3 separate regions of the Mus musculus genome follow, and regions 1 and 3 are each linked to region 2. Evidence: chromatin loops called from intact Hi-C (ENCODE). Cell type or tissue: left cerebral cortex. All regions are shown on one strand. Each heading gives the region's core, and the rest is flanking DNA. Links, peaks and the distances in the headings are about the cores only.

The links. Peaks named below come from ENCODE experiments on the same cell type or tissue, not always from the same donor. Only the 100,000 strongest peaks of a DNase experiment are listed, where the experiment ranks them.
Region 1: it touches region 2 in a loop (6-fold over the local background); 2 of 42 quality-filtered maps call a loop at or near these places.
Region 3: it touches region 2 in a loop (16-fold over the local background); 2 of 42 quality-filtered maps call a loop at or near these places.

The regions. Positions count from the first base shown.
Region 1 is chr8:41,815,408-41,823,060 of GRCm38, forward strand. No RefSeq gene overlaps it. Among named protein-coding and RNA genes, the nearest start is that of 2810404M03Rik, 8.0 kb to the right of the region's middle. In left cerebral cortex, for the core only: no CTCF peak of the experiment used is centred there; DNase peaks (open chromatin) are centred at 3,400, 3,770, 4,432, 4,559 and 1 more place; H3K27ac peaks cover 1,058 bases.
Region 2 is chr8:41,917,535-41,925,187 of GRCm38, forward strand. The region is part of intron 3 of 2810404M03Rik (RIKEN cDNA 2810404M03 gene); the gene reads left to right. It also overlaps the pseudogene Hspd1-ps1. Among named protein-coding and RNA genes, the nearest start is that of 2810404M03Rik, 94 kb to the left of the region's middle. In left cerebral cortex, for the core only: no CTCF peak of the experiment used is centred there; DNase peaks (open chromatin) are centred at 3,182 and 3,714; H3K27ac peaks cover 1,489 bases.
Region 3 is chr8:41,984,735-41,992,387 of GRCm38, forward strand. All of the region lies in intron 3 of 2810404M03Rik (RIKEN cDNA 2810404M03 gene), which reads left to right. Among named protein-coding and RNA genes, the nearest start is that of 2810404M03Rik, 160 kb to the left of the region's middle. In left cerebral cortex, for the core only: no CTCF peak of the experiment used is centred there; DNase peaks (open chromatin) are centred at 4,406 and 4,676; H3K27ac peaks cover 1,600 bases.

The sequences.
Region 1 (7,653 bases), core at 1,613-6,612, 100 kb before region 2:
CGAGATAAGATTCTGTGTCAACCTTTGGACCCCTGAGCTTATGGATGTGTGTCACCATACCTGGGGGAAAGTTCAACTTTAATTACTTCCCCATATTTAAAGCATGTCTTTTGCTGAGTTCACTTCCAATGAAAAAACATTCTGCCTTCCTTATCTCTGTTCCTCTATGAATAATATTATTTCCAGGTTCACTCACTTCTTTTTTGTTTTCCACTGTATTATTTGTTTTATTCAACTTAGTTATACACGTTAGTTTCGTGGGATAGTTTTTCTGATGAGTTTGTTGAGCTGTTGAGAACTGTCAGTGTGATAATTTTTCTGTTCCCATCTTTATAGATCATGATTACATGCATGTTAGATTACCAAAAGTTGTTTTGTGTTAAATTATGAGTTGTTTCTATTGTTCCCATTCAAATTCAGCAAGATTTTCTTCTGTAGAGTCTTAGCTACTGTCATCTTGTGTATTTTTATGGCAATGCATATTGAATTCAGAGCCAGATACATTCTTAGTATGTGTTTTGCTACTAAGCTACAATCCAACCCATTGCATATTTCATAACACCAAGAAAAATCAAATACTAACTTTAAATTTAACTTTGAGATTTTTGTATTGATTGTTTCCTCCACTTAACTTTTAAAGTACATTTAGTCTTTTGCCATTGTTAACATTTATTTTTTAGGTCACTTATATTTTTGTATTTATGAGTATTGGTACACACACACACAGACACATAGATACACACACACACACACACACACACACACACACACACACACATACACACACCTCTTTCTTTAATGGTGTGTTAAATGGGAACAGAGCCGTATTAGCTTAGATATAATTATCCACTAATGCAAAAACAAGACCCTCATGAGTTCTCTTTATCTGTGAATGATGTTTTGTTTTCTTGTTTTTTTTTCCCTTCTTTTTGTAGAAAAAGAGATTAGTCTTGTCCCTATGTGAGTGCAGGATATTAGCTTTTCTAATTTGTTTGGGTGATTACTTGTTCTTATCCCAGGTTATTTACTTACACAATTGCACAAATCAATATTTTGCTGGAAGCTAGGGAAATACAGTGCTTACTCAGACCATAGGATGCCAAAATATTTGACTAAACTGTACCTGGGGAATGCTTTCTAGAATGTTTCTAGGTGAAATCAATTCTTGAGCCTATTGAGTAAAGATTGCCCTTTCATGTGAATGGGTATCCTCTTTCTAAGCTGTAGCCTAGATTAGTAGTGCATGGATATATACAGTGAATGCCAGAATTGCTCAGTGGAGACACCTTGTATTTGTATTCAGATGGAAGAAGGGAAAACATTATGTGCATTATTAAGACTTTTTAATAGACTTTTTTTAAACTACTATAAGCCATTAGAGGTGGCTTTACTTGATTCTATCAAAATCAACTAAATTACAAAGACTTTATTACTTCTCATGATACAAAATACCTGAAACTGCCTTATATTTGGACATCACCCCAGTCTATTTGCATGCAGATCAATAAGTGTATTATACTTTTTAACGTATGAACAAAGTTATACAAAATTGTGATCTACTCGTGGAGAATATTCAGTCATTGCTATCTGATGAAGAGACAATGAATTTGTAATTGCCTGAGTATAGGGAGTGCATATTTATTTTTGTTCTAGTCCAGAAGCTGTCAGTAAATACATGAACAATGAACAAACATATTTATGGTTTATGGACACATCAGAGCAGTGAGTTAATACTGGTAGTTTGTGTGTGTGTGTGAAAAAAAACACTAAATATTATTTCTAAATACTACTGAGAAGAAAGACTGGCTACATAATTTTGAATGTCTAATGAGAAATGAAAAATGAGGCATCATGTTAAAAACTAGTATTACATCAATGTTAGGTATAATGGCAGTGGAACATTAGCCCTGTTCCTTGCTCTGTGTCACCACAGCAATTTTGACACCTGTCAAGTCCCCCTGTGAATAAGTAATGGACATTCAATTTTAAATGCAGAGAACAAAACAAACCCCAATTGTAGAAATCTACATAGATTTGACACTGCACACAAGTGGATAATCTGATATATCTTCTCAAGAACAGTGTGTTGATTCAGATAAAAGCAATTGCTGTGCTGTTCCATCAATCTAACTAGATGTGCTATTCTTCACGCCGTGATCGTACAAAGGATGTTGAGGACTTAGATTTCTGAGGGGATAAATTAACATGGAAATTGAGATGGCAGACTTTGACTATCACATGGGGAAGAAGTGGAATTTTATTTCACTGCTGATGGAATATTGCCATGGATAGTTGAGTCTCTTGAATCAGTCACAGCCCTTTCAGACTGGCATCTTTTATATTCTCAAACCAAACACAAAAACTTAAAACCTTAAAGATATTGTACCTGAGAGTATTAACTTGGACATAAGAACCAGGCACCTTGAAATGCCCCACATGGAAGATCTTTGCTTTGGGGATCTGCATAATTTTCTCAGGAAACATTTTTCTTTGGTTTGCTTATACAGAAAGAATCCATATCATGGATTAATATATCATAAAAATTTGATTTAAAATCTCTAGAAGCCAGAATCTGACAAAAATGTCAAGGTGCTTTTAAGGCTTTCTATCGCCTTCCTTTTTTATTTTATTTTATTTTATTTTATTTTATTTTATTTTATTTTATTTTTAAAAAAACAACAAAAACCTCTAAGGAATTAAACACAATCAGGATTATAAAAATCACATTAAGATCGAAAGACTGTAAGCTCAGTTTCACCTGGGGTGCTTGTTAAAAAAGTGCAATTTCTGGTGTTTCTTTCCAGACCCACTCAATGGGACTGCAGACCTTAGAATCTGAATTTTTTTTGTAATGCTTTCCAGATGTGTCTTACAAATACAGAACTTAAAAAAAAGACAAAAGGAAAAAAAAAACCCACATTACCCTCAACTTTTAACTGCCCTCAAATGAGACTTTTAATGGATGTAGCTATAATTTCTGAATTATTATTGATTAAGGGAATCTGCTTTTAATATACAATTTCTAAAATACATAGTTGCATGGGCTGAAATATACAGATGTCTTGCCTTGCAGAAAAGAGAAATTTGAACCTCTGACTGAGTCATGTTTGAAGTTCAGCTGTGAAATTTGATGGCTTTTAGCTGAATCTAAACTCCAGGAAAAAAAAATTGGGTGTCTGGATCTTCCATTTCTCTCTGACACCATTTCACTGTCTAGAAAGCTAATCTTTATGCAGGGATGGCTTATCACTGCTCTCCTGGATTGCTCCAAAAAACCATGGGCTACAAAGTCAAGAGCTGCAGCCTTTCTCAGCATTCTCATCTGAGCAGTCCGTGACATAGAGCTGTGTCAGGCAGAGCTTGCCATTGATTTAATTTGATCTTTGCAGGGAGGATTAAAAATATTGTGCTCGCCCCAGTTAGAATGTTGCTGCTAAATTTCGATATGTCAGAGGCTTTTTCATTTTCTCGGTGCCAGTGCTGGCTGGGATGGGAAGTGACAGCCTTACAGCATTTGCATCATCTTCCTTAGCCTGCACATTTTTCAACCGTGTCAAAGAAGAAGTGATTTGGAAAAAAGAAAGAAAGAAAGAAAGAAAGAAAGAAAGAAAAAAACCTCACAGAGACTATAAGAAAGGTTCCCAATCCAAACTCTAACAGATTGCAGATAGAGCTTAAAAAATGTCAATACTTATGCACAAAGCTTTTCACCTTCTGTAGCACCTTGCCCTAGGATGATTTATTTCCTATGCTACATGATGATGCTACTGCTTGGTTTCTCAAATGGAGGCCTTAGGAGTTTCACAAGCTAGCAGTCAGAGGGGACCATATTCAAGAGGGTTTAGTAATGATTCTGTCATGTTTGTGAAAAGCACTTTGGATTGATCAAGTTGCTTGAACTTACATCATTTCATTGAATTCTTCGTCAGATTTCATTCAAGGGGCAACACAGGTACCACTATTTTTAAATTGTGAATTAAAAAATAAAAGGCTTCGAAGCAAATGATTAATGGAGCTATCATGGGGCCCTGAAGTTTTGAAGTACAAAATTAAAACGAAACTGTATCTTTATAAAGAAAACTATAAACAGTGTGTTGGCCTGATGGGAAAAAAAAGTGACCATTTGGCACTTATTTTGTTGTCTTGTGTCAATGTCTGATGCTGTTAGATATAGTGAACTCTTAGAAGGAAGGTACCACTTTCTCTCATTCTAGGGACCATAGGGTAATAATCTTCAAGAATTTGAAATATGTTGGCATATGGGAGATTCCATACTCCAACACCCGTTTTGCTATTTGTTGCAGAATGCACAATTAGCATTTTAATAGACATTATGTTTCACACTGCATCACGGTGAGTTCTTGGAGCTTTTAAAATCCTGTCTGCTATTCTGATTGCTTGATCTTCCTCTGCTACAGCTCTCACCAAATGAAACTTGCCAATAGATGCCAGGACTGCCTCTGTCCACACACGTAAAGTGGCGTCAGAGGAATATCCCTTCTTCAGGGCTTACTATGCAGTAAAATTCCAATGCTTAGTGCTTGTGATGAAAGACGATAATTAGAATTGATGAAGTCACAGCATGCATCTGTACTCATGGCTAAGAATATAAGAGCAGGAAATGATGAGCAACAGAACCCACACTCTGAAGCTAAATTTTCTGTCCTCAATATGACTTGCATTGTCCAGGCTCTTTAATCCAGAAAATTCTTTTTGGAGGAATTTCTTACCTACAAGAAGACAGACTCCCATCCTTTCGTCTCAGCTCCAAACTTTGTACCCCCAGAGCTCGTGTCTTTAGCTGCATATGTAGCAGAAGATGGCCTAGTCGGCCATCAGTGGAAGGAGAGGCCCATCGGTCGTGCAAACTTTATATGCCTTAAGTACAGGGGAACGGCAGGGCCAAGAAGTGGGAGTGGGTGGGTAGGGGAGTGGGGGGGAGGGTATGGGGAACTTTTGGGATAGCACTGGAAATGTAAATGAAGAAAATACTTAATAAAAATTAAAGAAAGAAAGAAAGAAAGAAAGAAAGAAAGGCTAAATAAACTTTTTTAAAAATTTAAAGAACATAAAACCCCAATCTGTGTGGATATTGTTCATTATTTAATTTTTTGTAATAATAAAAATATTTTGGTGAAGCAACTGAGGTAATGGTATAAAAGGAACTCTTAAAAAAATGCAAAGGTCTGTTAAAGGCTCCTTCCTTTTGTATGTACTGCTCCATATCTAGCTGAGGGACTTGGAAATGTGGGTGATTAAAAAAAAAAAAAACAGACTCCCACTTCCTAGTCATTGTAGGAGGTTCTCTTGCCTCATCCAGTTAACTAAACTGAAACAATGCTATTGCAGAGGTCTAAAGGTAGGCAAGAAATGTATGTGGGTGGACATTGCTGATAAGGAAAGACAATACCTTTCACTGAATGTTGCAAAGAAGCGCTTATATTACTTTCTGTTATCACATGATTCCCATGGATGTTGGGTGCCTGCTCTCTTCCTCATGTGCCTTGTTACATGTGATGTAATGCTTCCACGTTTATTACTGGGGAAGTTTAATAAGTATCAAAACAAAATACTTTGTTAATTTTGTGGGTGGTATTGCTGGTTGCTTTAAGCATTTTATATTTTTCTTTCATGGAAATGAGTTATTATTGCCTCTTGTTACTTTCCCCACAATGGTTATTCTAGTTGCTTTATTCTTGAAAGACTGGACTGGCTGGTTTAATATCCCTATAGAATGGATGGCACTCCTTTGAAGTTTCCAGCCTGGCTGTGGTTTGCAGTTTCAAGTGTGGTAAGGCAACAAATTGAACAAAACAGGAACTATCTCAATAACGGTCATTTTGTCTGTCCTACCCCTTGAGATGCTAGCTCTGTGGCACACTTTTGTCAGCATTAATTCATTTCTGAGAAGAGCATTATTTGAGTTTCTCTGGTTATAATGATACCGAAGGATTACAACCTGAGATGATTAATATTCTCAGCCTAGTAGATGCTGATAGTCAATCCCAGCACTGATAAGAACATTGAATCTTTAATCACTGTTTTGCAAAATCCAATCTCAGGAATGGTAGCATTTCTGTTGTTTTTTAAAAAGTAGGACCTCTTACTGGTCAAGTAGCATGGTTGCTGTTTCTGGGTCTCTTTCCCAATGAATAGTCACTGGTGTATACCTACTAAAAGGTCAGCTATTGTGTTTCATATGGACTTCCCTTTGCTGTATAGCTTCTGGGTAAATATTTATTGACTGTGATACAGCCTTATGTCAGATGGGAGATTAGATCATGAAAGTTGATGGATACAGCTTGTGGTGTTAGATTGCATGGGGAGAGGGATAGAGCATTGGCGTATGGTGACTAAGGTAACACACGAATGCTTAAGGAAAGTGATACGAAGGTGGGAAGACCAGGGTAGCTTATTATACAATTTGCATAAATTGCACAGATGTAGGAGTGGGTGGGGCTGAAAGATGGAGGGAATGTGTTGTTGGGTGGAAATTAACCAACTTAGAAACTGAGTCATCTCAGCTCCAGAGGCAAGTGCTCTGCCATATCTGTGAAAAGTCGTCGTGCTTTAGCTTTTGAATAAGTGGGCTCACATGATGGAATTTTTGTGGCTTTTCCTGCAATGGTTGATATCCAAAAGCAAAAATAAAGGCCACAGAGGAAACAGTATTTCTATTATAGATATGAAAATCCTAGAGGACCTATATGGACTAATTCACATACAACCAAAGGTAGGTGATAGTGCTGACCATCATACTTTCAATGATAATACTGGTATCATGTTTCAAATTTAATTTTATGCTCTTTTATGTATTTTCCTTTATTATACATATGCTTTAAATTAAATTGGACAACAGTATATCTTAATTTTAGAAGCAGTGACTATTATATTACCATAACAACTGCTATCAACCCATACTCTGATCATTCAGTTGAATACATAACTTATTTTTATTCAACGGGAGGGGGAAGACATTTCAGGCAAAGAAAGAAGAAATGAAGGAACCCAGAGAGTTAGTACAGTCAGTTCAGTGTGTGTCTCTTCAAACTTCCTCCTAATTAGAAGCTTCGTTTTGAGGGTAGTCACATGATATCCTGTGTTTTCATCCAGCTCTGAAGTAGACATACTACCATTACCTGCCTTAACTAACCTGAGACAAATATGCTGGACATCAGCTATGTTCGTTCCTTGGCTTCTACTTTTAGGAGAGGAAGAAATCCCAGTGTTCAACTCTGGCATCTACATAGAAGCATAAGTGAACACACACACACACACACACACACACACTCACACAAGCATGCCTGCGTGCACGCATGTGCTCACACACACTGAAAAGTTTTGCTCTCATTTAACACAGCCACTTTTAATTTATCTTTGGTGTTATCACTCAGTGAGTGTTTGTCTGGCTTGCCTAAGAAAAATTCAATTAGAATTATAACTTAGGTTTGATTTAAAAAAAAATAGAAACATAAGAAGAATGGTATCCTACATTAACAAGCTTATATTCAATTTGACCTAATTGTTCTCCAGTTGGTATGAAAGTGATTAATTGATCTCTTCATCCTTGTAGAAATTAAGCAGATTGCTACTCCAAGCGTTTGATTCCTAGTCCCCCTTTAAGGGCAGCAAAGAGCATTTCCTTCCTCTACC
Region 2 (7,653 bases), core at 923-5,922:
ATATGTAGCAAAGGCAACTCTTATAAGGGTAAACATTTAATTGAGGCAGGCTTTCAGTTTCAGAGGTTTAGATCATTATCACCATGGTGGGAAGCATGGCAGTGTGCAGGCAAACATGGTGTTGGAGGAGCCGAGAGTTCTACATCTTGATCTGCATGGAGCAAGGAGGGAGGAGGCCAGCTTACACTGGGTAGACCTTGAGCATATGTATGAGATCTCAAATTCTGCCTTCACCTTGAGGTACTTCCTCCAACAAGGATTTGATTTCTAGGTAAACTAGTATTAAGTTTATTTTTGTTATATTTCTATTTAAATTACTTTTTGGCTGAGAAAAGGTTACATTTTACTAGGCTTTCAGCTAAAGGATAAGGAAAGCACAGAGATGTGTGCTGTGGACTGGACTCAGTCGGTCCCTCAACCTGCAGGAGAATCAGGGTTCCAGCACTCAGGTGGGCAAGGAGTCAACGGGGTGACAAACAGATATGAACACCAGAGAGAGTGTAATTTCCCAAAGTGAGCATCAGACTTATATTACAGACAAAAACAAGGAAGTTAAGTGATACATTCGGTCATCCAAGGTACATTGAGGTTACCTGATGCAAAATGACTCTTTACACAAAACACAGGAATACATACATAAAAGATAGTGGGAACCAGTCAGTGTTTACAACTGGGATAAAAACCAGTGTTTACAACTGGGATAAAAAGCAGCCCCACCTAAGGTCAGCTTATTCTTAGCAGCCAGGGGCAAGGGCTTTATGCCCTTGCCATAGTTCGAATTCTAGTCTATTGTATAACCCACCTTCTCCCTAGGTCATTGTAAATTCCTGTATATGGGAATGTATGGCTGTTATTCTAGGTTTACTCTGTATAACTGCCCCTGAGATTTCTAGCTCTTATCCAGTAAATTGTAATGCCTGATTTCTTTCACTATCTACACTGGAGGCATTTCATCTGAATGAGTAGCATTCTTACTAAATTAAAAACTCAATCACAGGCTTCTTCTTGTATTAATATTTAAATTAATTGGCAGAAAATTCTGCTACAGTAGAGCAAGCTTCAGTTTGACTCCTTTTCTTTCTTTTCTAGTAGTTAAGTATCTTGGAACCTGTCATCTGCTTCTGTCCCAGAAATAATATGCCCTGCAACTGTGAATTCCTGAAATGGCTGTCACTTCAACTTGGGGTCAAGCATGGTTTCATAGATAATAGAAAATGAATAACTTAGTGAGGTAGTGTCAGGGAGTAGAACAGTTAGGAAAAGAAAGAAAGGAAAGGATGAATGGAGAAAGTTTGGGCAAAGAAGCAAGTCATCTTAAAGGGTTGGTTGATCTTTAATAATGCAAGTAATTCAGTATGAGTTTTTGATTCTAGACTTTGTTAGCATATGGCATCCTACATTTATACATGCAGATTGAGTCATGGAAACCAATTTATTTCATTTTTATTCTCTCACCCACTTTTCTATGTTACTACCCATGTTGATTTGATCACTGACAAGAAATTGGTATAAAAGTAATAATGCAGTCATTGCAATTTTGTTTCCTTAACAAACACTTCTTTACAAAATGGTTGTTTTCTAGAATGCAGTTAATCACAATTTAAATACATCACCATTTAAATTAAGCCAACACAAAGAAAAAAAAAGAAAGTAAAGTTTATCAGGAATTGAATTTTGGGTTACAATGTGCTGTGCATCACAGACATGTATCTTCAATGAAATAATCAGCCTAGTTATAAAACATTGTTCTTCTAGACAACTGTACTATTTTTATTCTATAACGTTCTTTAACTTTTTATATGGTTTTAGAACTTATGAATGGGTGTGTATTGTTGAATTATTATTTAATTATACAAATACTTATAAATATACGTGGATGCCTTTATTTAAGTGCTGAGAAAATCCCTGGGGGATTAGTTAACATTCTTAACAGCATTTGGATTGTGAGAGGCAAATACACAGTGTAGGGCTGGCTCATTAGCCTTTAGAACCTCTGCTGAGCTGATTGTTTTCCATGTCCTTTAATTGACCATCAAGGAGGACTTGTGTATGGAAAGGAAGCTCAATGAATTCACCGTGATGCCTTACCTTGCTGGACTCTGAGAGACGTCTCTGCAGTCTCTTACTTGGTACTCTGTGCTTCTGCAGTGATGTGATATTAGTTAACATGTATGTAGTGAGGTCAAGGAGAGCCATTCATTTTGTAGTTAGTACTGATCTGCAAGAATTTCCTAGAAAGGATTTAATAGAGAAAGAAAGACCTGCCAAAATTTTTTCTATGGAAGTTTATTAATCAGCTTCACTTTAACATATTAATAAGAATTAATTCTTATAAGCACATGATTAATTCCTACCAGGTGGGGAAAGGAACAGTTAAGGAAATCAGAACTAGTTAATAGAACTAATATCTGATATATTGCTGGCCATTCGCATGTTCAAAAAGTAGTTTGAGAGCTTTTTCCACTTAGAAATACTTTAACATATGGTTAATTTGAATAGAACACTCATTTAGAAAGCTTGAAAGTGTTTTGCCTTTTACAAGACTACTCGGTAATGGATCTACCGGAGGAAACAATATAAATATGTAAACACAGGTATGGAAAGGTTAATTGCATAGAAACCTAAATTAAAGCTCTCATAAGACAATAAAGCAATTGCCCATGTGCTTTGAAAATATCTGTATTCCAGATCAGAAATTCTTATATTCACATCTTATTTTAGTGCTTTATGGAAGGGGCAGATTTCCATTCCAAGACTCTGGCCGGAAAAAGTGACAGTGAAGATGGCTATTTTTGTTTGTTTGTTTGTTTTTCGTTGTTGTTTTTTTTTAATGGAAACTTGTGTGAATCCATATTTATTTATTTATTTATTTATTTATTTATTTATTTATTTATTTATTTATTTATTGGTGAGAGGATCATTATCTCTCAAGTACACTGACTTTCCTGCTAAGAAGGAGTAAGGAGAAGATGCTCTTGGCACCCTGCCTCCCACCATGTGTTTCTGATCAAATGGGTCTTTAAAACAGAACAAACTACAACAAAAAAAGAGTAAAAAGTAGAACAAAAAATGATTTCAGAAAATTTGGTATACAATATATAACAAAAGGGAACTGAGTCATAGCCAGGAGAGCTCTTCTGGGGTAGAGAATGTGGGCAAGCCCTGTTTTATATGGCGTCAGTGTGATTCATCCAAGCTTGCATGGGTGACTCATATGAGAAGACAGTATAAGGAACTGTCACATATGGGGGGTTGGGGGGGTGATGTTGCATCTTTAACACCTTTCTTTTTTAGGTGAGTGCCTTGTGAAAACGTGTTCATTTTCTCATGCCATCCACCAAGGGAAGGGTGTTTCATGAGTCAGACAAAAAGCTGGTTATGTTATTGTCTATGGCTCCCGATAGACGAGCATCCAGTGCAGCAGTGACAATTCTGAAAACACCTGGAGAAGGTGAATAATTTCCTGAAATCCACCTCCTTACAGAGTGCCAGCGAGGCTTCCGGACTTCGAGAAACAGGGGTCTGGAGAGAGGCGAGATCCTGAGCAAGAATGCAGGATGCTTCACGGGCTCTCATGGCTCTTTGCTGATGTAGCTGCTAGGGTTGAGGGCAGGTGGAGGATTTGAAAGCACAAAGGCATCTTGACAAGCATGGATTACAAGAGGCGGAAAGCACTGGAAACGATTTTGCTGGCCTCATGGCTGTGAGTTGAAATGAAAGAATGAAAAATAAAGCTGGAGGCTGCCGAGGCAACAGGATTCAGAGATGCCAAAACCCGAAGTGAACAGAGCTGAGCAAAGTAAACCTGACACTTCTGTTTTCCACTGACTCATTTGCCAGTTTCTTAACACGTTGTCTAGAAAATTAAAAAGCCAGAGTTGCAAAGAAGCGAAAAGTAGGTTCGTGTTGTTTTGTAATTCTGAAATATTGAAAGGATTCAACCTGGAATTGAGGGGTTGTTAAGGGAATAACGAGATTCTTTGTTTGAAGCTGGAATGGTTCTTCCGAAAGAATCTGCTTCACCCCAAAACAGCACGGTCTGTCAGTTTGATGGAAGGGATATGCTTCGTACCTAAAATCTGGCCAAAGCAACGGAAGTCCTTGCTGGAAAAAAAATACCCAAAGCCCTTCGACTTTTCTCATGTAAAATGCCTACATTATATAAAAACTATCACACATTAGAGGACTGAATTAGATGAAAAGTAGCTGGTAAAACAGATATTGACATAATTGGGCACAACGTTAAAAATAATTCTGATTCACATGCTCAAGAAAATGGAAAATATAGGTATAGAGTTTCACATTAAAACTTTAATATGTGAAAAGAGGCCACATAGAAATTCTGTAATTTAAATATATAGTACTGAAATTAAGGATATAGTAAATGCACTTTGCCAGGAGATTGGAACTAATAGAGGAAGAAATTGTGAACTGGAAGGTGAGCTGTTTAAAAAACTTCCCAATGGAGGTTGGAGATGGCTGAATAGTTAGAAGCACATGCTACTCCTGCCGCTCCTGCAGAAGACCTGTGTCCTGTGTTCTGCACACGCATCAGATGGCTCACAAATGTCTGTACCTCCAGTTCCAGTGGAACTGGTGATGTAACTCAATTGTATAGCACTTAACAAACATGCACAGGGTTCTAGATTCAGTCCAGAACAGAACTATGTGTCTATGGGTAATATAGATCCCAAAAGGTAAGAGAATATTTCAAAAGCAAAGCTTTAAGAGATAATACCTGTAACATTTAAGAACTGATGAAAAGCAAAATTAGTAGCAGATGCTGAAAATTCTGTGGACTCTAAGCAATAATACTAAGGAAACGACCATTGCCCTGTTGGTGAACTACACAAGGCACAGAAAATTCATTTTAACCAGCAGTCAGAAAATAACAGAATTATTGTCAGCAGAACATCTGCCCACCTATAATTCCATTCCTGGGTAACTTCTGAAGTGAAGGTGAAGCAAAAACATTCCCTGGGTATAAAAAAGAGCTATTCATTAAAATAAATACCAGAGGCAAATTTTTAGAAAGAAGCAAATTTTCTCTAACAAAACGTATGCACAATGAGAGAAGAAATTAAACGTTGATAAAAGTGGAGAATATCAGGTTGGAATGAGGGGAACTGGGGGAAGGACTGGTCCTGGGTGACAAGTTTGTATCTTATCCCAGTAAAGTCACATTATGAAATCCTGAGCCCAGTGACATCAGGAGGTAGGGATTTGGGAAGCATATGAAGGTGAAGCCCTCATGAATAGGAATTATAACCTCAGGAAAGATGACAGAGCATTTGTTTTTTCCTCCTCTGCTCTGTCATAGAACAACAGAGTGATAAATAGGTATCTCGAGGCACTGAGTGTGTTTTACCACAGGCCAAACCTTCTAGCTACTTAATATGCAATGCTCAGCCTTTAAAGTGGTGAGGAATAATGTATGTTACTTAAGCTACCCTCTCTCTAATATTTGCTACTGTACCCCACACTGACTGAAAGAAGAATGTGTGTTCATGAAAAAATAGCATATTGATTTTTCTCTCTAGTCACATATGAAACAAGAATAAATGCTGGGGGACTGGAGAGATGGCTCAGAGGTTAAGAGCACCGTCTGCTCTTTCAGAGGTCCTGAGTTCAGTCCCCGGCAACCACATGGTGGCTTACAACCATCTGTAATGGGGTCTGATGTTCTCTTCTGGTGTGCTTTAAGACAGCTACAGTGCACTTTAATAATAATAATAATAATAATAATAATAATAATAATAATAAAATGCTGGACTCAAAATGTGGTGAAATGATGTGTGTATGAAAGTTAGTAAAAATGTAAAGAGTTGACCAAGGTTTGAATGTCCAGTAGCAGGATGAGGTAACAAGACAGGTTAGGAAAAGTTATAATAGGGCCAATGCCAAATGAAAACAAGAATGTGCCCTCCATTCTCCTCTACCAATAACCTGTCACAAAAAGTTTGTTACCACTGATGCTGAGCATAAATGTTTAGAATACCCATAGTCCTTCAATAGATAAGTCCAGTGTCCCAGGCACTGGTTTCACATCTCACTTGGGCTTACACCAAAGATGTGAAGCTTGGTGTACATGACCTATCCTTAATGCTTCAAGGTGTATAACTTTAGCCCATGCCACACAAATAACAATGAAGCCAAAGTCGAAAAGGTGATGGCTAAGCAGAACTTGGGAAGCCCGAAAATATTAAAAGATACTCTGATCGTTGCAAATTCAACTTAAAGGGTAAATATAAAAGTCTGGAGCTAAACTTGTAGTTGTTCGATACGGTTACCATAATTAAGGGGATAGCACCAACACTGCTACTGTTCTGGAAAGCTCTGGTGCCAAGGTGGACCTTGAGAGAAGGGCAGGAATGACCACTAACCCAGTGGAAATAAGAAGAATGGACATGTTGGCTGTCGAAGCTGTAATTGCTGAACTTAAAAATCAGGCTGAACTGGCTAGTTTTGTGTCAACTTGACACAGGCTGGGGTTGTCACAGAGAAAGGAGCTTCAGCTGGGGAAGTACCTCCATGAGATCCAGCTGTAAGGCATTTTCTCAATTAGTGATCAAGGGGAAAGGCCCCTTGTGGGTGGTGCTATCTCTGGGCTGGTAGTCTTAGTTCTATAAGAGAGCAGGCTGAGCAAGCCAGGGGAAGCAAGCCAGTAAAGAACATCCCTCCATGGCCTCTGCATCAGCTCCTGCTTTCTGACCTGCTTGAGTTCCAGTCCTGACTTCCTTCAGTGATGAACAGCAATGTGGAATTGTAAGCCAAATAAACCTTTTCCTCCCCAACTTCTTCTTGGTCATGATGTTTGTGCAGGAATAGAAACCTTTACTAAGACAAATTGGGGTATTCCTGTGACAACCTTACCATGTTTTGTGGAGGACCGTGGAAGGACTTTGGAACTTTGAGCTAGATCCATTTGGTGTTAAGAGCTCTGTGGGATGTTGTATAGGAGCTTGGAAGATAATGTTGAGAACAGTGCAGAAGATGGAGGACTGGCTTGTGAAATTTCAGAGGGAAGATTAAAGACTCTTTTCAGGGCCATTGCTATTTTGATTGTGAAGATTCTGTGGTTCTGGTTAGCTGGGGCTGAAGAATCAGCTGTGATTAACAAGATACCAGAACTACTAAAGTGAAACCTTTGCATTCCTGGGACTATTGATGCTGGTTAGCTGGAGCTAAGAAATTAGAGGTGATTAAGAAGAGACCAGCATCATTGAGATGACATCTTCTGGGAAGTGTTTTCTGGGAGCAGAGAGGCTGTGTTCCAGAGATAGCAAAGGTTGTACCTTGTGCTGTGGCTGGACTTAGTAATGTGTAACAGTTACCCATGTGGTACTGGTTTTGAAAGCATGAAGGGGTCAAGCAGAGCAGCTGAGGCTTGGCACTGTGAGAGGCTATGGAAGGCCATTGGTGAAGGTGCAGCCTCAGTGCAATTGATGGCCCAGGACTGAAGGGGTCATGAAAAGGAGTTGAGGCTTGTCACCATGAAGAGAGCCTATGAGAGGCTATTGGTGAAGCCTAGTTACAGTGGAAGACAGAAGTGTTTTGGAGATGCCAGGACCATGAATGACCACCAAGAACAGCAGCAGCAGTGGAATACAGGCATCTGGAGCCTAGAGGAACAGCTGTGTGCTACAAAGGACA
Region 3 (7,653 bases), core at 1,613-6,612, 68 kb after region 2:
CCTGTACACTCTGCTCACTCTTTTCCAATACAGTACTTAAAACCTTAGAAAGAGCAATGAGAGAAGAGAAGGAAATTAGAAGGTCACAGATGGGAAAAGGAAAAGTCAAAGTATCTATACTTGTAGATGATATATTGTACCAAAGAGACCCCCCCAAAATCCCACCAGAACACTTCTAGAAATGATCAAGAGCTTCAGGAAAGAGTACAAGATCAAATTACAAAGACCAGCATGGAGTAGTCTGGGATAGGATATCATGGAAATGTTCTTAATATCTTAAAAACAATTTAAAAAGCATAAAGACAAAAATTAAACAAATACGTTATCTAGAAATAATAGTAGCACAGGTGGTAGGAGACCTCTACTTCCACTGCTATGAAGAGGCAACAATGGCAACTCTTACAAGGGAAATCATTTAATGAGGGCTAGCTTACACTTCCAGAGCTTTAGTCCATTATCAGTATGGCAGGAAACATTGCAGCATGCAGGCAGACATGGTACTGAGAGTTCTACATCTGGATCCACAGGCAGCAGAAAGGAGAGACAGCCATTGAGACTGGCTTGAGCTTCTGAAACCTCAACCCCCCTCCCCAACTTCCAGTGACACATGTCCTTAAACAAGGCCACACCTATTCTAACAAAGGCCTCACCTTCTAATCCCTCTCAAGTAGTCATTCCCTGATGACCAAGCATTTAATTATATGAGCCTATTGGGGGACATTCTTATTCAAACCAGTACAATCAGGAACTCGATCCATTGATAGATTTGTAATGTGAATAGAATATTGAAATGCAGTAATAACTGTGGATGATAGATGTGCCTTTGAGAAGTGTGTCTTGGTCTGACATCCTTTTATTCCCCTCTTTGTGGCTACATTTGTGGCTACTCTGCTTTGTGAGCAACTCTTCTCCATCATGTCTTTCATGCCAGGATACGTGGCTTGTCTGTAGGCCTGAACAATAGAGCCACTGACCACTGGACTGCAAAGTCCAAAATCATGTTCCAAAATAAACCCCTTCTCTTCCAAATCATTTATCTCAGATGTTTGTCACAGGCATGGAAAGATACTGACATACTCCCTGAAGATGAAGTCTGCTTCTCCTGTAGCTATAACTGTCTGAGCTTGTACTCTGACTTGCTTTGATCAACAGTCTACAGATGTGATGTGGTGCAACTTCCAATGTTTCTTAAACTTCTACTTTCACGTTCCTGGAAACCTTTCTCCTGTAACCAAGATATTGTGTTTTAAGAAACTTAAACTACAGGGATGACCCATGTAGAGGAGAACCTGGCACCATTGAAGGGCGAGCTCTTAGCCAGTTCCAGCTAACATGAAATGCCCAAGCTATTTTATTTTTCTGCTTAGTTGTGCATCCAAGTGACTTCATGCACGAGTGGCACCATATGTAAAAGAATAATTGCTCAGCCAGCTGATTTTACTCAGATTCAGGAAATGTGGCAAATATCTTTGTTGTTTTAAGCTATTGTTTTGTTTAGAAGATGATCATTGTTGTAAATGTGGAGTTATTAAGTGAAAGAAAATTAGCAGAGAGAGCCAGAAGATAGATTGTATGTCATCTTATATGTATTATGAGTCAGAAAATAATTTGGCTCACAGGCAGTTTATGCTTGTTCTGTAAAGAAAAATTTTAATTAGCAGACAGCTATCCCCATTCCATTGCAAACCATCCATAAGTACTTTTACAAACAATGGAAATTTTATGCTTACAACAGATATCATATGGTTCACAATCCTGAAAGCATTTACTACCTGGCCCTTTTCAGAAAAAAGTTGCTGAACCCTTTACAGACTATTGTGACCCATTGAAGTGTGTGAGCAGAGGGTTGACATGTGGTTCCTTTTGACAAAGAAGTCTCTGGCTGTTGTGCTCAAACTGACCTGGAGAGAGAATGGGGTGAGTAAGGAGACAACATGAGTCCATTAAAATTAAGACAGTCACTAAATATCTATGTACAATCAGTTGGGATGTGCAATTACTGAAATGATGGATATATTTTAGAGGTATAGTTAACTGAGTTTTTGATTGATTACATGTAGAAAAGTTCAAGATAAATCTAAGGGTGTTTTTTTTTTTAATAACTGAAAAAATTACCTAATAAACTCATGGTCAATAAATTATTTTTTGATGACAGAATTGTCAAAAAGGTTTCTTTGTTTGCTGTAATTTACAGGTTATGTTGAACGTCTCTTCCAAATAAATTATGTGCTATTAATTAGTATATGAACAAATATTTCTGAAGACCATCAGGGCAGAGGCCAGGAGTTTTTTTATCAGAGAAACACGCTGTTATCCATGTGTCAGAGCTGACTACCCACTCTGTAAGAATAGATCGACATTGCAGGATGAGCCACCCTTAGGGTTTGCTGCTCTGTCAGGGTCTCAAGTCAAGCAGGTCTCAATGTGGGGCTCAGGTGGGAGTCGGGAATGAATGCCTTGTCTTCCTTGGAGGTTACCTGTTTATTCTTAACCCTGGGTTGCCATTTTGGGCATGTATGTCTCCACACACAAACAAATCATCATAAATCCCCAAGGACAGTCTGGGGACAGAGTTCTTTGTATGACAATTGGCAACTGCACCCCAATAAAAGGAGATAATTCTGGGGATGGAGTGATATGATCTGCGATGCTGTTATGGAAGGATGAATGCAGCAAGGAGTGCATGAACCTCTGTATCAGCCATGTATCATAGATATGGGAAAGGTTAAGGTGTAAAAAGACAGCTGGTTTAACAGAACACCTCTTACACACATGTTTACAGCTGTTACCCTCAAATTCAATAATTTACTAGTTTCAACACTAAAATGTGTGACCTGGTTCCTCTCAGGAAATGGGAACCTTCTGAAAGTCTAGAAACTTGGCCTTAATTAGAAACAGCATTTTCCCCAGTTGAAGCCACTTGTTCCTGGTGGTGGTGAACACTCCAAAGTTCCCAGCAGGTGGTTTTCCTCTCATTCCAGAGCTCTTTCCTCTGAATCTCACCAGAGCTGCTGGATTCTGCTGAAATCCAGCCTCTCAGCACACCACTCTGAGTGGATAGCTCCTCTCTGTCCAGTGAGGGTTTGTTAGAGGAAAACACACCCTTCCCCATCTCCCAAAGGCTTGTCTCATCCCATTACAAAGACACAGAGAAGGTAGATAGATTCGGGCATAGTCTTTTGGGGATGCAACCTAATGAGGAGCGTTTTGGGAGGATAACAGAGGAAATATAGGCAGGCCTTCTGTGCTGTTCCAGAGTCCTAGACAGGCCCCAGGGGTTTATAGTTTTCATCACAAGGTCTTCTGTTTCCATTATCAGTGACAAGTCACAAGAAGCACAATTCAGTGTAGATCCTTTGAATTAAGCATACACACATGAATTTATTGTGTGTGTTGCTCTTGAGAATTGAGATAAAACTAATACTCAAAGGATGGTTGGGTCTCCTTCTGATATCTGTTTCCCCATTCTAAACTGCTGACCAGGTAGCAGTTTGGGGAAAGGGCCTCCCCTCCGCAGTCCTTTCTAAAGTGCTAAAGATAAGCATTTGCCCAAATCACCACCCACAATGAAAATCGGTATCAGATGCAATGATTAAGCATTGGCAATTTTTCAAGCTTGGGAATGGCATCTTCTTTGCAGCTGCAGAGCCGGCTCTTGCATTTACGAGCATTCAGTGAGTCCTGTGACAGGTTTATTATTTGTTGGCTTTCTCCAGCATTGCACAGTAAAACTTGTTTTCAAAGAGTATTCAAAAGTGGAGTTGGCTGTCACTGTAGCAAAGCAAATCCATCCACTGATGTATTTCACTCTCTTGATTGATAACGAGCTCCCTGCTTTGGCATTTCAGGAAAAGGGTGGGAAGAGAACAAACCCCAGAGGTCATTAATCCTTTTTCTCCCTCAGACTCCCCTGGGCAGCACACTGTACCATCACCCACATTTCTAACTGCTGATCTCAGCAACATAATGCTGGCCTCAAAAGCGGGTTTATCACCAGGTGTCTTTTCTACCCACCCTACCATTCTTATCCTGACAGCTTCCTCTTTCTCTCCAGGCGTGAAAGGAACCACTTGCTAGGAAGTCTCCAGGGTTAGCCTGGTCTCCTGGAGTACAGCTTTTCAAAAACGAACCTGCCTGTCAGGTTCACGCACTGAAATGATGAGAAGGGAAGTTTCCAGAAACTTCTAGAAACTTCTAAAAGCAACATTCCCAGTCCACCAGAGAGCAAGTTTGAAGGGAGGTGCTCATTTGGACATCCTGAATCAGTCTCCGTGGTCATTTGATATAATTATTTTTGATGCTCCAGGAATTAGGCTGTGAGTTAGCACGGAGGACAGCCGGTACTGTGCATGTGTTTGACAGCACTGAATAAACCTCCTTTGCTGTCAGGGAGAGAGGCTGTTATTTTTAATGACTGTGAGAAAGCTCATGTGCTCAATGAAATGTCATGAATCGTTAAAGCAAATCAGCGGCCAACGAAAGAGTAGTCAGTGACTATGAAACCCCCTGTACCTGTAATTAATCAGAATGTGAAACTTCTGGGGATTAGGACTTTGCATGTGTTTGGGGTGGATGAGTGGATGTCTCCTCAGAGCCTGTTCCTGGTTTGCTTCATTGCAAAGAGATTAGTGTACCTCCAGATGGGTTCACAATCCCCAGTTTCTCATCCTGCTGAGAATTCAGGATAAAGTGTTCCTGTCAGTTGCCAGAAACCTGGGGGTGTTGCTGCGCTGCCGGACGTGTTAACTTCTGCAGAACATTGAAATTAAGCACAAATATCCTCCCCATCTGTCCTCTATGGAAAAAGTTATTCTGGACAAAATTCTCTCCGTCTTTTCTTTTCCTCCCTTCTCTTCTCTCCTTTTCTCTCTCTCTCTCCCTCTCTCCCTCCCTCCCTCCCTCCCTCCTTTCTTTCTTCCTTCCTTTCTCTCTCTCTCTCCTTCCTTCCTTCCTTCCTTCCTTCCTTCCTTCCTTCCTTCCTTCCTTCCTTCCTTCCTTCCTTCCTCCCTCTCTCTCTCTCTCTCTCTCTCTCTCTCTCTCTCTCTCTCTCTCTCTCTCTCTCTCTTTCTTTCTTTCTTTTTAACTTTAGCACTTTGATACTGTAAGCCCTTCAAATGGCTTCACTCTCTATCAAGTGCAACTTTGTCCACTGAACTAGGGTGCTTTATCGTTTGAGGAAACACTTCAATACACAATTATTAAACGATAGAGTGGGAAAAGTGTATGAAAGTCTTTCACTGTGTTCCACGTCATGGTGAGGAGTAATTGAGGCTTTGAGGGATCCTTCACTCATGACCTTACTGACTGCTCAGGGAGACTATGGGGGATGGGGAACCAAACAAGAAGAAATATAGGAGGCCTTTCCTCAGTGACTTCCCAGATGAATTTCAGGTTCACATTAACAGGTCTCTCCTTTAACCCAGGAAGGAACAGGGAAGCTGGGCAGTCTATGGTCAAAATATAATGCATGAAAATTAAAAAAAAAAACACACACAAAAAAGTCAACATCACTATTCTTTTAGTTTTACCCATATATGTACATGTGCTTTTTGTGTGCACTTAGTTTTTTTTAATTTCAAAATGAATGTGAAAGGTATTTGTAAAATACCCATGTTAGGCTATTATGAAAATAGAATTCAATAGCTTTTGCTCTGTTGTTGAGAAATCAACTCGAGATACAGTTTACCTATAATAAAGTCCATATATTTAAATTGTAGAGTTGATGGATTTTGACAAATGTATATGGTCAAGTAGCCATAAGTACAATAAGGCAATTGAATGTCTCTGTCACCTCATCATGCTCTCTGGTTCCTTTGAAGTCTATCTCCTTTCCCATTTCCAGTCCTTGGCAAGCACTGGTCTGCATTCTGTCCTAAACTTCTACCTTTTCTAGAATGTCATATAGATGAATCCAGATGGTGTAGGCACTCTGGTTTCTGGCTTCCATCATTTAACATCTTTGCCTTCCAGGCTTACCCACACCCTTTCATGTATCAGGAGTTCCTTCATGTTGATGAGTGCTATTCATTGTGGAGATGTATCACAATATAGTAATCCAATCACCGGGAGATGGACACTGGACCATGTCCAGTTTCCAGTTATTAAAAATAAAGCTGTTGCTAACATTTGTTTATAAGATTTTCTATTTCTACAAAGAGGACATGTTTTGCCTCATTTTGATCTTGTTAGAGAAGGGTTTTGTGCTCCCTGTATTCAGATGCTGATTTCTGTACCCCAAGATTTATTTCAGTCCAAACATGGGCATTGCCATGATGATTGATGAATCTCCTATATTAATTTTGGTATAAAGAATGCTCCCTAATTATCACTGATTAGTTAATAAAAAGCTGAACAGAGAGAAAGGCTGGACTTCTGATCCCGGCCAGAAGTCTGGGGAGGCATTGAGGGCTCTGGGGTGGGAGAGCCAGGAAAGAAGAGTTGGCTATGAGGCAGGCGAGAGGCAAGTGGAGGAAGAAGAAGGGCAAGGTTGTCTTGAGGTTGGGCATGCAGAGGAGTTGCCAAAGGCGTTCTCCATAAAGACAGACAGCTACCACAATGCAAGCCAAGGAGACACTAAATTCAAGTAACTTGGAGCCCATCATTGGGAAGTAGCTAGATAGCATAGAGGGTGAGGGATATCTGCTCAGTTATTGTGCTTAAAGTTTGCTAATAAACTTAATAGGTCTCTGTCTCAGTTATTTGGGAGCTATCCAGGTTAGAAAAAAACTGCCACCTTTATATACCATCCTATATCATCTAATGAGTAAAGACCCCTATAGTTAGTTGTTAGGATTAAGGTTTGGGATGCCCTGAAGCAGAGTTTGGAATCACTCACCATTATCAGCTCAATCATGTCCTGCCCAAATTCATATATGATAGTACTTTAGAATGTAACCTCTGCGGAGAAAGGTTTTTAGAAAAGTAACACAGATAAGACTTAATGAGTAGGATTGAATTTGATATGACTTGTGACTCTAGAAGAAGAGGAAATTAGGACACAAAGTAAATAAATGGATGACCATTTGGAGATGTGGATGGCAGGCAGTCAGGTACTGGTCAAGGAGAAGAAGCCTGGTAAAACCATGACCTTAGAACACTAGTATCCAAGTCTGGGAGGAAATCAAGGCCCTTTGTTGATGACCACAAATCTTTGGTTCTTTGTTACAGAAGTCCTAGCAGAAAATGCAGTGACTTCTTTATTAAAACAGCCTGGACAGCAACCCCTACCTTTGTTAGACATTGTTTAAGGCACTGAGATAGATTGCATTCCTTTCTCACAGATGTTATGGTGTAAGGAATGAAAGAAATGATGAAACAGGACAAAACCAAACCAAGCCTGCATAAGGAGACATTGAGAAATACCATGGGACCAAGACCTGCTAATGGAACAGATGACTGGGAGATAGCCTCATTAAAGAGCTTAACACTGAGAGATAGCAAGGAGTGGCCTATCGCCAGGGAAAGGAGACTGACTCCAGGGAGTCATACCCACAAGTGTCAAATAGCAGAGAAACATATATTCTGTCAGTTTGTTGGGCTCTTGACATATATTCTTTCTATAACTAGGAGAGATAACTAATTCTATTTTTCTTTTTTCTATTTCCTTAAAAAAAGATTTTATTGAGGTTTTGTGAATTTCACATCTTGCACATC